Linked DNA regions of Homo sapiens: regions 2 and 3 are each linked to region 1. A link is a loop called in an ENCODE intact Hi-C map of the cell type or tissue named here. Cell type or tissue: A673. All regions are shown on one strand. Region 1 overlaps LINC01727 (long intergenic non-protein coding RNA 1727). Region 2 has its middle 120 kb from the start of RALGAPA2. Region 3 holds the start of BETALINC1 (Beta cell long intergenic noncoding RNA 1).

Region 1 (4,000 bases):
CAAGAGCACTCACAGAGCAGTGCTCAAGGCCAGGGCCCATGACTCCAACTGCCAGAGCCTCTAGCTCCAGCTCCACCCCACAACCCACCCTGGCTGCGGCAGCCCTCAGAGGTTTCCTGGGCTTGCTGCCAGCTGTGGGGTTAGGAAGTTAAGAGAATGAACCCTGGAGCCAAGCCACCTGGCTTCCCATTTTTCCAATCTTTCCAAGCGATGCGATCCCTGGGGAAGTCAGGCACCCCTCAGTGCTTCAGCTCCCTTGAGTGTCAAGTGGGTACAAAAATATGGGGGTGTTATGGGAGTTAAATTAAATCATATGACCAAAATTTAGAATGGTACCTAGGACAGAGACATCTCCAAGTAAATATTATCTGCTACTATTAATCTTCAAAAGCTTTTTTTTCTTCCCTAGAAGTTTCTTTAGGGACTCAGATGTTTAATTTCCACTAAGACCAAGCCAGCTCCAAAGCCTCCTCCTTTATTTCAGATCCTTGATAAGTAGCAACATGGGAAGGTTTAAAAGAAAGTCAGGTCCAACATTTCCTTGTATGAATGGAGAAACTGAGGCCCAGAGACGCAAGTCTCATTGCTGATCCTCCCAGGAAGTTAGCAGAAGAGCTAGCCCAGACGTCCTCCCTCCTGACCCCTCTGGCCAGCTCTGTGACCATTGGCACTACACACTCCTCTGACAGAGGAAAGAGCGGGAGCTGAGCTGGGCGCCCTGGCTTATGCTTGGAATCCCAGCACTTCGAGAGGTTGAGGCAGGAGGATTGCTTGAGCCCGGGAGTTCAAGACCAGCCTGGGCAACATGGTGAAACTCCATCTCTACCAAAAATATAAAAAATTAGCTGGGTGTGGAGGTGTGCACCTGTAATCCCAAGCTACCTGAGAGGCTGAGGTGGGAAGATCACGTGGGACTATAGTGAGACATGACCACGCAACTGCACTCCAGTCTGGGCGATGGAGTGAGACCTTGTCTAAAAAAAAAAGGAAGCTGGAATTGGCTTGTGGAACAACAGAATTGTAATTTTTCTCAAAAGACTGACTTATTCCACTTTGGAAAATGGGCAAAATACTCCTGCAGCTCCGGCAACATTCTATGGGGTCCTCAGTTATGACCGTGACAATGGTACAGACAGGCTCGACCCTGCTGGTGCCACAGAGCAGGGACTGTGGGAGCCTGAAGATGAGCTTTCATGGCTCCAGGACAGGACAGAGAGGAGGCACCTCTGCAGGAGGCTCGGAGATTGAGATGTGCTCATTGCAGGCAGGCAGCTGTCCTTCCCATGGATGAGAGCAGCCCCTCTCTTCTGCAATATTGACCAGCAAAGAAAACAAAAACCATCTTCATACTTTTTCAGTAGAAAATGAAGCAGTTTATTTAATATTATTTGGATAACAAGCCTCCACATGAACAGGATTCGAATGTCAGTTGTCTTAGGGGAAAAAAGATTTATTGGTTGGTAAATATTGAGAAAGAAAAGCTGATAAAGAACAGTTTCAGCTGCGGCTTCTGCCCGGAGCAGGAGAACAGGCCTGTGTTGTATTTTGGGGCCCTGGGAAGGCAAAAAATTGTGAATGTCTTTCTTTGTTGGTGGGTGTAAAAGTGGAGCCCGCTACAAATAATTTCTTATTTCTTGTCGCATAGATTTTAAATTATGTAGCTTCCCTACCTTGTTAAGTATTAAAGCGGTCTTGTTTAAGGAAGAGACACTTAAATAATGAAGCTTATGTATCTTGTTTTCAGACATCAATATCTGGCTTTGAGTGGCACAAAGAAATAAAGGAATGTGGATTCAGACCTCACTGGGATGCTTGGCAATTCTAATTCTACCCCAGACTGCAAATGGACACACAACTGTTGTGACTTTTGTTGAAGAGGAGAAGGATGGGTGAGCATGTGACGTTGGGAAATTGTATTTTCTTCTTCGAGTTCTTCTGTTTCCGAATATTTAATCCTACTGTTTTCTTCTTTAGTGAAGGTCTCTTTAGTCAATAATCTCTTTGCTGAAATTGCTTCGGGCAGCACAGAAGCTGGATTCAGAAGCACACAGGTCTGGGGATGCAGGCTTCGGCCAGCCTGATGCAAGGAAAGACTGCCATCTCGTGGTCAGCTCAATCCTGGCACCTTGGTGAGGGACCAGGCTGCAGAAAACCAGGCTTGGGGAGGAAACGGTGCTGCAAACTGGATTTCTGCCGGACAGTGTGGATGCCCTTAGAAAACACCCAGAAAAGAGCTGAGTGCCCCCCAAGGTAGGCTTCAGTGAATCCTCTGCAGGTGTGTTGTCATCCCTTGAGCCAAACACATGCTTCACACACACGCTGCAGGCTGCGTGAAAATGAGGTAGAAATGTGGGGAAAACATAATCCCATGGAGAGAACAAAGAGCTGAACACGTAAATGCCTCCGGCGTGCCTGGCAGAGAGAACACTCAGGCTGAGAGAAGGGACAGTGACTTGTACCAAAGGTAGGCAAGTAGCCTCTGGGGTCTCAATCAGCAGGGCATCTGGTCAACCCTTCAGACAAAGTCAGGTCTGAGCAGGCAAGATCCATGGATCTGATTTATTAATATTTTTACAATTAAATAGAATCTGATTGTAAAACTGTTACATGTGTTGTAAGAAAAAAAGAAAAAAAGGAAGGATATAGAAATGTACAAAGAAGGAAATAAAAGACTGGAAGCGTCCTCACCTTAGGGACCCATTATTAACGCTTAGGTGGCCAATCTTCCAGACATCTTGCTACGAATATATTCAAACGGGAATTAAAAATGTACTTTTACACAAGTGCAATCAGACCTTGTACTCCTCTATCCCATAACCTACTTTTTCATTCAACACTATGACAGAAGCGTCTTTCCAGGTCCATAAATAAAGGTAGGCCTCATCGTTTTTTATCAATTACATAAAGCTAATGGTATATAATACTGATTTCATACCTGCTATATGCCAGGCACATACATGGTCTTGCATAATCTCATAATGACTCTACAGAACGGGAGTTTGTATTATGCCCATTAAGCAGATGAACAGGCTGTGGCACAAGAAAATTGATCAGCACTGCCAGGGTATCTGACCTCAGAGCCCAGGATCTTGACTAGTAGGCTAGAAATGAACATAATTTACTTACCAGTTTTCCAGTGATGGACATTAAGCCATTTCCTACTTTTCTGGTATAAAAAATAAGATTGCAGTGAAACTTTAGGGCATATACATCTTTGCACGTTAGTGAGTTCTCTCTAAGTTAACCTGAAAGCGGTGGGCTGTGGAGTTTGTGGGTCAAAGTGTATGCTCGATTTATGCTTTACTATGTGCCCGACTTCCCTCCAGGCAGCATGTGCCAGCTCACACTCCCAACAGCTGCGCAGGAGAATTTCCAGTGCCCCACGACCTTGTCAATACTAGGCTTCCTCATCAGTTTTTTCTCTCCTTTATTTTTCTTTAGGAAAAAAAAAACAGCCTTTGAAAAAAATTGTACGAACAAGTGCAATGTGTGCTTGTAAGTGCTTCACCAAATGTAGATCCACCCGGTGTTAACCTTTTGCCACATCTGCTCTCTATTAGTTTTTATCACACTTTGGAATTATCTATAGACATCATAACACTTGATGCCTAAATGCTTTGGTGTGTGTCTCTTAAGAACAAAGACACACCCTTACCTAAGCATAATATAATTGGTACACTTGGGAATTGCTAAAATACATTGCTAAAATACAGTTTTCTAATACAGAATCTATATCAAGTCATTGAATAAACACACTTCTTGACTTAAAATGAGATTACATCCCATAAACCCATAATAAGTTGAAAAAATGTAAGTAAAAATGCATTTAATACACTAAATCTGCTGAATATTATAACAATTTTGCCTACATTAAATGTGCTCAGAACACTTACATTAGCCTACGGTTGGAAAAAATTATCCAACACAAAGCCTATTTTATAATAAAGTGTTAGATATCACATGTAATGTATGGAATACTGTACTGAAAGTGAAAAACAGA
Region 2 (4,000 bases), 780 kb before region 1:
ATGAAGAGAAGGAGGAGACTTCTAAAGGGTGGAGAGGTGGCCGGAGAAGCAAGAGGAAAGCAGGGGCCTTGGCCCTCGGCAGCCGAGGGGAGATACTGCTGGAAAGTCATAATCAAGGCTTGCAAAATGTGCATTGGATTGAGCTGTACCAACATAGGGCGCAGAAGATAGGAGGGCTGCAGTGTGAAGGGAAGGCAAGCAAACCAAGAGCCAGAGGCTGCTCTTTCTGAAAGCCACATGGCGAGGAGGGAAGAGGGATGAGGCTGTCCCTGGAGGAGTCGTCTTATGTCCACTTTTTTTTTTTCCTGCTTCTTTTCCTTTTCTCTTTGCTTGTTTATTTTTCGACGGCCACGCATTTCTTGTATTTTCAGGGGAAGAAAAAGTGTTAAAAATGACTCTCTTGATAAGCTCCAAACATTTAAAAGTTGGTGAATCTACCAAGGCAACTTCATTATTTCTGTTGAAGAGCAGAGAGCAGAGGAATAATTCCAACTGATTGGCACACACGACTGGTCGTAAGTCACATGTTACTCAGAGCCAGAGCCAGGAGTGAAATCTAGCATCCTGGAGCCACACGGCTCTCCTGCACGCCTCGCCTCCTCCCCAAAGGAGCTCTGAGGTTTGGACTGCAGGAGGTGGCCACTGCTGATGTCATGCTTATTTCGGAAACCAACGGTGGCCTATCTTAGTGCCAGAGGGGAAGGCTCTGGGTTCATTTGGCTGGGTTGCATAGGCATTATTCCATTAGCAATCACATCACTGGGGCCCAGAGAGTTAGGTGCAGCTGATGAAGAATGAGTTGTCCTTAAGATCTGATTGCTGATCATTTGACAGTGTGCCGTGCTTACTCCATTAAACCTCTTTTTATCCCCCACATGTTCTTTGTTTGCTAGAGAATATGGGAAGCTATGAGTTCACTGATAATTTCTTTTCTTTTCTCTTCTTTTCTTTTCTTTTTCTTTGAGACGGAGTCTTGCTCTGTCGCCAAGCTGGAGTGCAGTGGTGTGATCTTGGCTCACTGCAACCTCTGCCTCCTGGGTTCAAGTGATTCTCCCGCCTCAGCCTCCTGAGTAGCTGGGACTACAGGTGTGCACCACCATGCCCAGCTAATTTTTGTATTTTTAGTAGAGACAGGGTTTCACCATGTTTGCCAGGATGGTCTTGATCTCTTGACCTCGTGATCCGACCACCTCGGCCTCCCAAAGTGCTGGGATTACAGGCGTGAGCCACCGCGCCCGGCCTCTTTTTCTTAGAAGAGCAAATGCAGGGTTCTCCAAGCTGCCCTGTTTGTCTCAGAATAGATTATTAAGCTGGTTAGGGGTTTTACCTAAATGCATGCAACTGTACAACAGTTACCCACAGGGACTTTAAGTGTGGTTTTCTCGTTTTCCTTTTCTCTCCTCTTCTGTCTCCCCATCTTTCCTTATTTTCCTTTCCTTTATTTATAAAGAGGTCATGACAAAAGAGGACAATTGAGGCTAAAAGGGGAGGATAAGAATGATTAACCTTTGAAGGGCTTTGCAAGCTATGTATATAGCAGCTAAGTGAGCCACCCGGTTCTGCAACCCTCTGGAATGGCTTTTCAAACACACGTTGATAGTTCCCTGACTACCTGTATTCACCAATGTCCCTGAAGCAGTCCATGCTAATGATAAATCGCTGTTTCTCATGAACCTGTTGTCTGTCATCTAGGGACATTTTCGTGTTAAATATTTATTTGCATATTTAAAAAACCGCATAAGAGCCCATTAATTACCATGGCGCTCCTGAAGGATGATGCAGGGATGCTTCATCAACGGGGCTGTTAACCCTGTCCACAAACAAATACGTACCCATCAGATTTACCTGTTTAACTTAAACTATAATTACTGGGCAATCAGACGGCTGACAAGTGTAGGTACTAATTATCCAAATGAGACTCCGGCTGCCCAGAGGTACCTAGTTATGTTTAGCTCCTTAACTGTTACTTCGTTTCATATTCACAATCAACGCAAGTAACTTGTGTCCAATGAACTGGTTTATCAAGTGCTTTTCTTACTCTTATTGTAAATATTGAGAAGTGCTACTTTCACACGTGAAGCAACACTTCAATATACATGGATTTTAGAATGAAGTCTAAACGATCTACTGGATTTCCTGGAAGAAAATACAGCGAGTGCTTCACTTAGAGATGGCGAGGCCAGCAGATGGCGGTGTGGACCAGAAAATAAAAATCTCCCCTTCGCAGCGATCGGGCTTTTGGGGTAAGACAGGCCAGGTTTACTTACTAACCTTGAAGAGCTTTTGAATTTAAAGGCCTTTCAGTTGTCCATGCAGAAGGACTTCTGATAAGGGAATCAAGAGAGCCACGTCGTATGCTGGGTTCTTAGGTTTAGAAAGAGCCGCCCAGCGGAGCAGCGTGGTCGTCCTGCATTGCGCACGGGGTGAGAGACTGCAGTCACCCCGATGGCCTCTGAATTCCTAAACTTTGGACTTCGATGGCTCATGAGGACTCAACCAGCTCATTCTAGTTTCTAGTTCTCCCCCTCGCTGACAACCTCGCTGTTTTTTTGCTATACTCCAGAGACTTATGGGAACTTTATTGTAACCCAGTGGGGGGAAAAATCTTCAATTTAAAGGCAGTTTACATTAATTTTTTTATGTTCATCTTGAAATCTTGGTTTCTAGATGGTTTAAATTAAAATGAGGGTCATATGATTTTTAAAAACACATTCATCTTTGACTCCCTGTCCTTGGCAAAATGGCTACTTAGATGTAAGTAAAAGGCCAGGCTTGGTGGCTCATGCCTGTAATCCCAGCACTTTGGGAGGCTGACACGGGCGGATCACCTGAGGTCAGGAGTTAGAGACCAGCCTGGCCAACATCGCGAGACCACATCTCTACAAAAATACAAAAATTAGCTGGGCGTGGTGGCGCATGCCTGTAATCCCGGGTACTCAGGAGGCTGAGGCAGGAGAATCACTTGAACCCAGGAGGCAGAGGTTGCAGTGAGCTAAGATGGTGCCACTGCACTCCAGACTGCGCGACAGAGCAAGACTCCATCTTAAAAAAAAAAAAAAAAAAAAAAAAGAGAGAGATGTAAGTAAAAGACTATTGAGTCCTTTCAGGAAATGTCATAAGAATCCCATTTTAACAGCCATTCTGGTAGAAAGGCATAAACATATAATGGAAATAAAAGTGAAATGATAAGTTGGACATATCATATCATCCAGACTATCAATGTTAATTATTGTCCCTTAGCTTCAATTCACTTTAACTGGGAATAATATATATGAAAATACAAAGTACAAATTGTCTCCTCTCTTCTTCCTCTCTTAGGTCCATTTTCTGTTTCTTTCTCCCATTAACCCACTGAAAACAAGTAGTATTTAACCCAGGGTACTATAAATGTTACAGTTTTCAGATACTGTTGTTAAACTTGTTTAGCTCATAATCTTGAGTAAATGATAGAGCTTGCTTTTCTACAGACTGTCTCCGCCCCTGGATTAGTCAGATTCTCCAGATTGAAAAAAAAAAAAAAACAAACAGAATAGGATGCATGTATACAGAGAGATTTATTTTAAGGAATTGGCTTAACATCTTCAGGGTAGGTCACCAAGCTGGAGACCCAGGGAAGAGTCAAAGACTGTCTGCTGGCTGAATCCTTCCTGGTTGGAGAACCAGTCTTTTTTTCTTAAGTCCTTTAACTGATTGGATAAAGCCCACCCACATTTTGGAGGGTAATCTTTGTTACTCAAAGGCCACTGATCTAAATGTTAATTGAGTTTAAAAACACTTTCACAGAAATGTCTAGAATAGTGTTTAACCAAATACCTAGGTACCACGGCCCAGCCAAATTGACACATAAAATCAACCATCACAACTCCTAACTTTTCTCTTGAAAACATTTCCTGGATGCACAGATAGAGCTTGGGATGGGCAGACCCTTTCCATATTCTCTCACTTGCAGGCAAGAAATGTTAACAGCACAGGACACTGGGCTGGGAGGTGGGGACCCGAG
Region 3 (4,000 bases), 85 kb before region 1:
ATCATGGCTGATATCTCAATAAAGTAAAAGATAAGGCCTGGTCAATTACAGCAGCAGGGGAAGAAAAAATTACATTTAGACCCAATCACAAAATTGTCATCTAGATTATGGTTGTCAAATTTTAACTGGTGTTGATGTTCTGTTGTGGATAGAAACAACTCATCATAAATCTCAGCGATTCTTTGACAGTTTTCAATTTCAATGGGAAGCACCATGGAAGTGAACTTGATAAAGGACTTGGCAATGAGGAAAAGTTTCCTTTTTTTTTCCTCTTGTCAATTTAGAGCTCATCTGAGAATTTAGAAATCTTCTTGGGTTTAACATTTAAAATTGTTTGCAGATCAACTTTTTATATTGTAAGGATTTCACTTCAGAGAAAATGGCATGGCCATTCTGCCTGCCACAGAGGGAATGAAATGACTCTAGACTTGTTCTAAAATGATTGAATTGATACATTAACAAGCGAACTGTTTTTACGTAAACGGTGTGTTTACTGGACGTATTTTTTTGCTGGGGGTGCAGTAACAAGTACCACAAACTGGGTGGCTTAAAAAGCAGAATCTTATAATCTCCCATTTCTGGAGGCCAGAAGTCCAAAGTCAAGGGGTTGGCAGCATGGTTCCCTCTGAGGGTAGTGAAGGAAGGGTCTGTTTGGGTCCTCTCTCCTTGCCTTGTAGATGACCATCTTCTCTCTGTATCTCTACCCATCTGTCCATGCTTCTAAAGTTTCTCTTTTTACAAGGATGCCAGTCATATTGGAATTAGGCACCACCCTAATGACTTAAATTTAACTTGATTATGTTTGTAAAGACCCTATATTCAAATTAAGTCATATTCTGAGGTACTGCAGATTAGGACTCCAACATACCTCTTTCTGGACAGGAGGGGGCACAATTTAACCCATGACACTTTGGATGAGTTTAGGGTGGGGATGATGAAGATCACAGAAGGCCCAAAGGCTCCAAGCCATCGTACCCTCGTGATGCCAAAATTTAGTCCAATTCTAGTGCCTGCCTCTGAGTACAAACGCCTTGGGTTTGGGTGTTCAGTGCGGTGGCGGGCCTCTGGGATTTGATGGTATATGACTTTTAAGCAGATGAAAATAATTTGGGATAGCAATCCCATTAGGAAAGTGGGCATATATGTATTAAATAAAAAAGACAAGAAAGTTTCCTGGATCTGTTTTTCCTGCCAGTGAAACAATGATGAACTTGGCCTATTTGAGCTCTGCCTACTATGGCCCTTTCACATCTTTTTTTTTCACCAAACATACTTCCTTTGGATATTACAATATCCAACTGTACGTCTCTGATAGACATCTAATTCTCGCTGAATTAATGGGAGATTTTAGGCTTAATAATAACTTCCAGTGAATATAAAGATGTAATTATAAGGCCTCTGTCTTTATATGACTCAAGACTTTTAGGAGCTCACAGCATACCAAGCATGGCCTCATTACTGTAATCCTCTTAACATCACTTGGACCCCAGTTACAAGTATCACTACCTCCACCTTAGGGGAGGAAAACCCAAGGAACAGGACAGCAAGGTCTATTGTCTGATGCTTCAAAGACGGACAGACAGGGCCCCACTGTTCCTTTATTATATTCTTTATTCTGGAGAGTTCTCCATTGAGCTAGATTGTCTTCCAAAGCTATCCTTGTTCTCCATTTTAGCTTCCCCAGTTGCTGTTTGCGTATGCTAGCTGGTATCTGGGGCAGGAGCAGTTCTGGATGAATTGAGAAGAAAAACGACAAAACTTCTATTATAACGCACTGTTTATTATTGGATCAATATGATCGATGACCACCTGTCAGATCTGTAACATTATCTGGGAACCAGCAGATGGAGCTGTTACAGATAGCATTCAGAGGTTTGTTTATTCTCCTGAGCACGTGTTTCCATCCTGGGGGAAATACCACTTCATTGTTACAACAGTGGAGTTGTCTGTGGCCAGATGTTGAGCACACCTTTTCTCTTGGTCCACGTCTGCAGAACTGGAAGGTCATTTGTATGCAGGGCCAAGGTTTTTACTTGGAAAAGGTAGGATGACAATCTTCTACCTCTCACAGGCCCTTATGGCAGAAACAGATGATTTCTGTGAACAAGGAGAAAATTAGATGTATTGTTTTTCCAGAAACCGCACACTTCGAATCACAGAAGTGTTTACATAGGGCAGGCTGGAGGGGACGAGAGAGACCTTGGTTGATGGTGACTCAGTTCATAAACACAGCATCAATATTGATAGACTCCAAAAGATGCATATGCAGGACATCTCTCGGGATTTGCAGGGACCGACTGTTCAGGTGAACATCCCGTACTGTTCGTTCGAGCAGGACACGGCAGATGCTTCTTTCTTGTTTTATGGAGGGTGGTGGTGGATTACTCTTCCCATCTTGTGCTTTTGAGGATGCTCCAAAAACTTTAAAAATTTATCCATGTTCCCTTTCACACAGTGGGTGTTTCTTTCCTCAGGCAGAAGGAAAACTTACCAATGGTTTTTGAATATGATAGGAAAGACCACCTGCAGGGAGAGAGTGGGACCCCTGCTCTCTGCCTCTGGTGAGGTCAGAAGGAAAGGAAACGTGGGGGCCATACGGAGGTGGAGGTAACAAACTGTTCCGACAGCCAAGGTTGATAAGTGTTCAAAAGTGTGCCCAAGGCCTTTTCCTCTCCTGTGGTTAATACTGAATTGGAAAATAGTGTCTGAAGAATCTCAGATGATGTAAATGTGGGATGAAGAGGTGGGGTGGGAGACCTTGTGTGATGGTTTCTGAATTATGAGTCTTTAAAACCTACCTGCAGCCAGGCGCGGCGGCTCACACCTGTAATCTCAGCACTTTGGGAGGCCAAGGTGGGTGGATCGCCTGAGGTCAGGAGTTCAAGACCAGGCTGGCCAACATGGTGAAACCCCATCTCTACAAAAATACAAAAATTAGCCGGGCATGATGGTGGGTGCCTGTAATCCCAGCTACTCGGGAGGCTGATGTGGGAGAATCGCTTGAATATGGGAGGCGGTGTTTGCAGTAAGGCGGGATTTCACCCTTGCACTCCAGCGCCTTCCAGTCTGGGTGACTGAGTGAGACTCTGTCTGAAAAACAAACAAACAAACAAACAAACAAACAAACACTTGCTATTTTCCCTGAGGGAAGATGGTATGAAGCTCATTAGTATCAACTACTTCCTAAAATGTTTTGAGGTAAAAAAAAAAAAGTTTTCTTTCTTTAACCAAAACTACAAATCATTAGTGAGATTTTGGGTTAAATGTTTATTTTATTCCCTTCTAGCTGACATCATTTTAAGAGTAAAAATTTAAACTACAATAAGAGCTTGAAGAGTGGGATTTTTATGTGTAAAACACTTAAAATTTAATTTAGAGCTAATATAATTGTTTTGTTTTAATCTGCTGTTGGAAGTATTTCTAGAATGTATCTGTCCACAATTCTTCCAATGTGATTAAAGTATTCTAAAGATAATTGAGCATTTTAAGAGGATCTTGTGATTTCTGGAGTTATTGCACAATTTCTGAAGACAAGAAGAGTGTGGGTGATTAGACTGGGTCCTAATGCTAGAGAATGACCTGGATTTTTCCTTTTGGGGTGGGAGAAGTAGATGCTTTATCCCTGGTATGAGCAAGTTTATTCTAATGAGGGACTTTCACCTTTCTCTAACAGGTAGCATGTCAAAAATTGGTTGGGGTTCTGATTAGTTAATTCCTAGTTAATTAAAGCTCTGGTATTTAGAATATAACTTCCCAGAGGGTCTTAGGAGGAAAGTTCATTTTTTCTGTTTAGGTTTCTAAAGATTTGTTTATTTATTATAACTTTTTTTCACAACAAATAGAAATGAAGTGCTTTGCAGGAGAATTCTAATTTGCATAGAACCTTATGTGGATAGCACTGGGTCTATGTGTACACACATGCAATGTACATATATTCATGTACACACACAAACATATACATATAATATTATCATACAGTATGCATTGCTCTGTCTGCCTT

What was found. Hi-C counts contacts between places; a loop is a spot of excess contacts. Peaks named below come from ENCODE experiments on the same cell type or tissue, not always from the same donor. Only the 100,000 strongest peaks of a DNase experiment are listed, where the experiment ranks them.
Region 2: a loop joins it to region 1, with 5 times the contacts of the local background. A loop is called at or near these places in 17 of 110 quality-filtered maps.
Region 3: a loop joins it to region 1, with 5 times the contacts of the local background. A loop is called at or near these places in 19 of 110 quality-filtered maps.

The regions. Positions count from the first base shown.
Region 1 is chr20:21,613,639-21,617,638 of GRCh38, forward strand. It overlaps LINC01727 (long intergenic non-protein coding RNA 1727), which reads left to right. Exons shown (of 4, transcript NR_109880.1): 3 at 1,745-1,889; 4 at 2,024-2,084. The region is part of intron 3 of LINC01726 (long intergenic non-protein coding RNA 1726); the gene reads right to left. Among named protein-coding and RNA genes, the nearest start is that of LINC01727, 46 kb to the left of the region's middle. In A673, a CTCF peak has its summit at 2,111 (motif pointing left); DNase peaks (open chromatin) are centred at 83 and 2,073; H3K27ac peaks cover 2,850 bases.
Region 2 is chr20:20,835,479-20,839,478 of GRCh38, forward strand. No RefSeq gene overlaps it. Among named protein-coding and RNA genes, the nearest start is that of RALGAPA2, 120 kb to the left of the region's middle. In A673, a CTCF peak has its summit at 2,175 (motif pointing right); a DNase peak (open chromatin) is centred at 2,213.
Region 3 is chr20:21,528,184-21,532,183 of GRCh38, forward strand. BETALINC1 (Beta cell long intergenic noncoding RNA 1) reads left to right here and starts at 1,939. Exons shown (of 2, transcript XR_007067726.1): 1 at 1,939-2,042; 2 at 2,137-4,000. In A673, CTCF peaks have their summits at 887 (motif pointing right) and 1,840 (motif pointing right); a DNase peak (open chromatin) is centred at 1,878.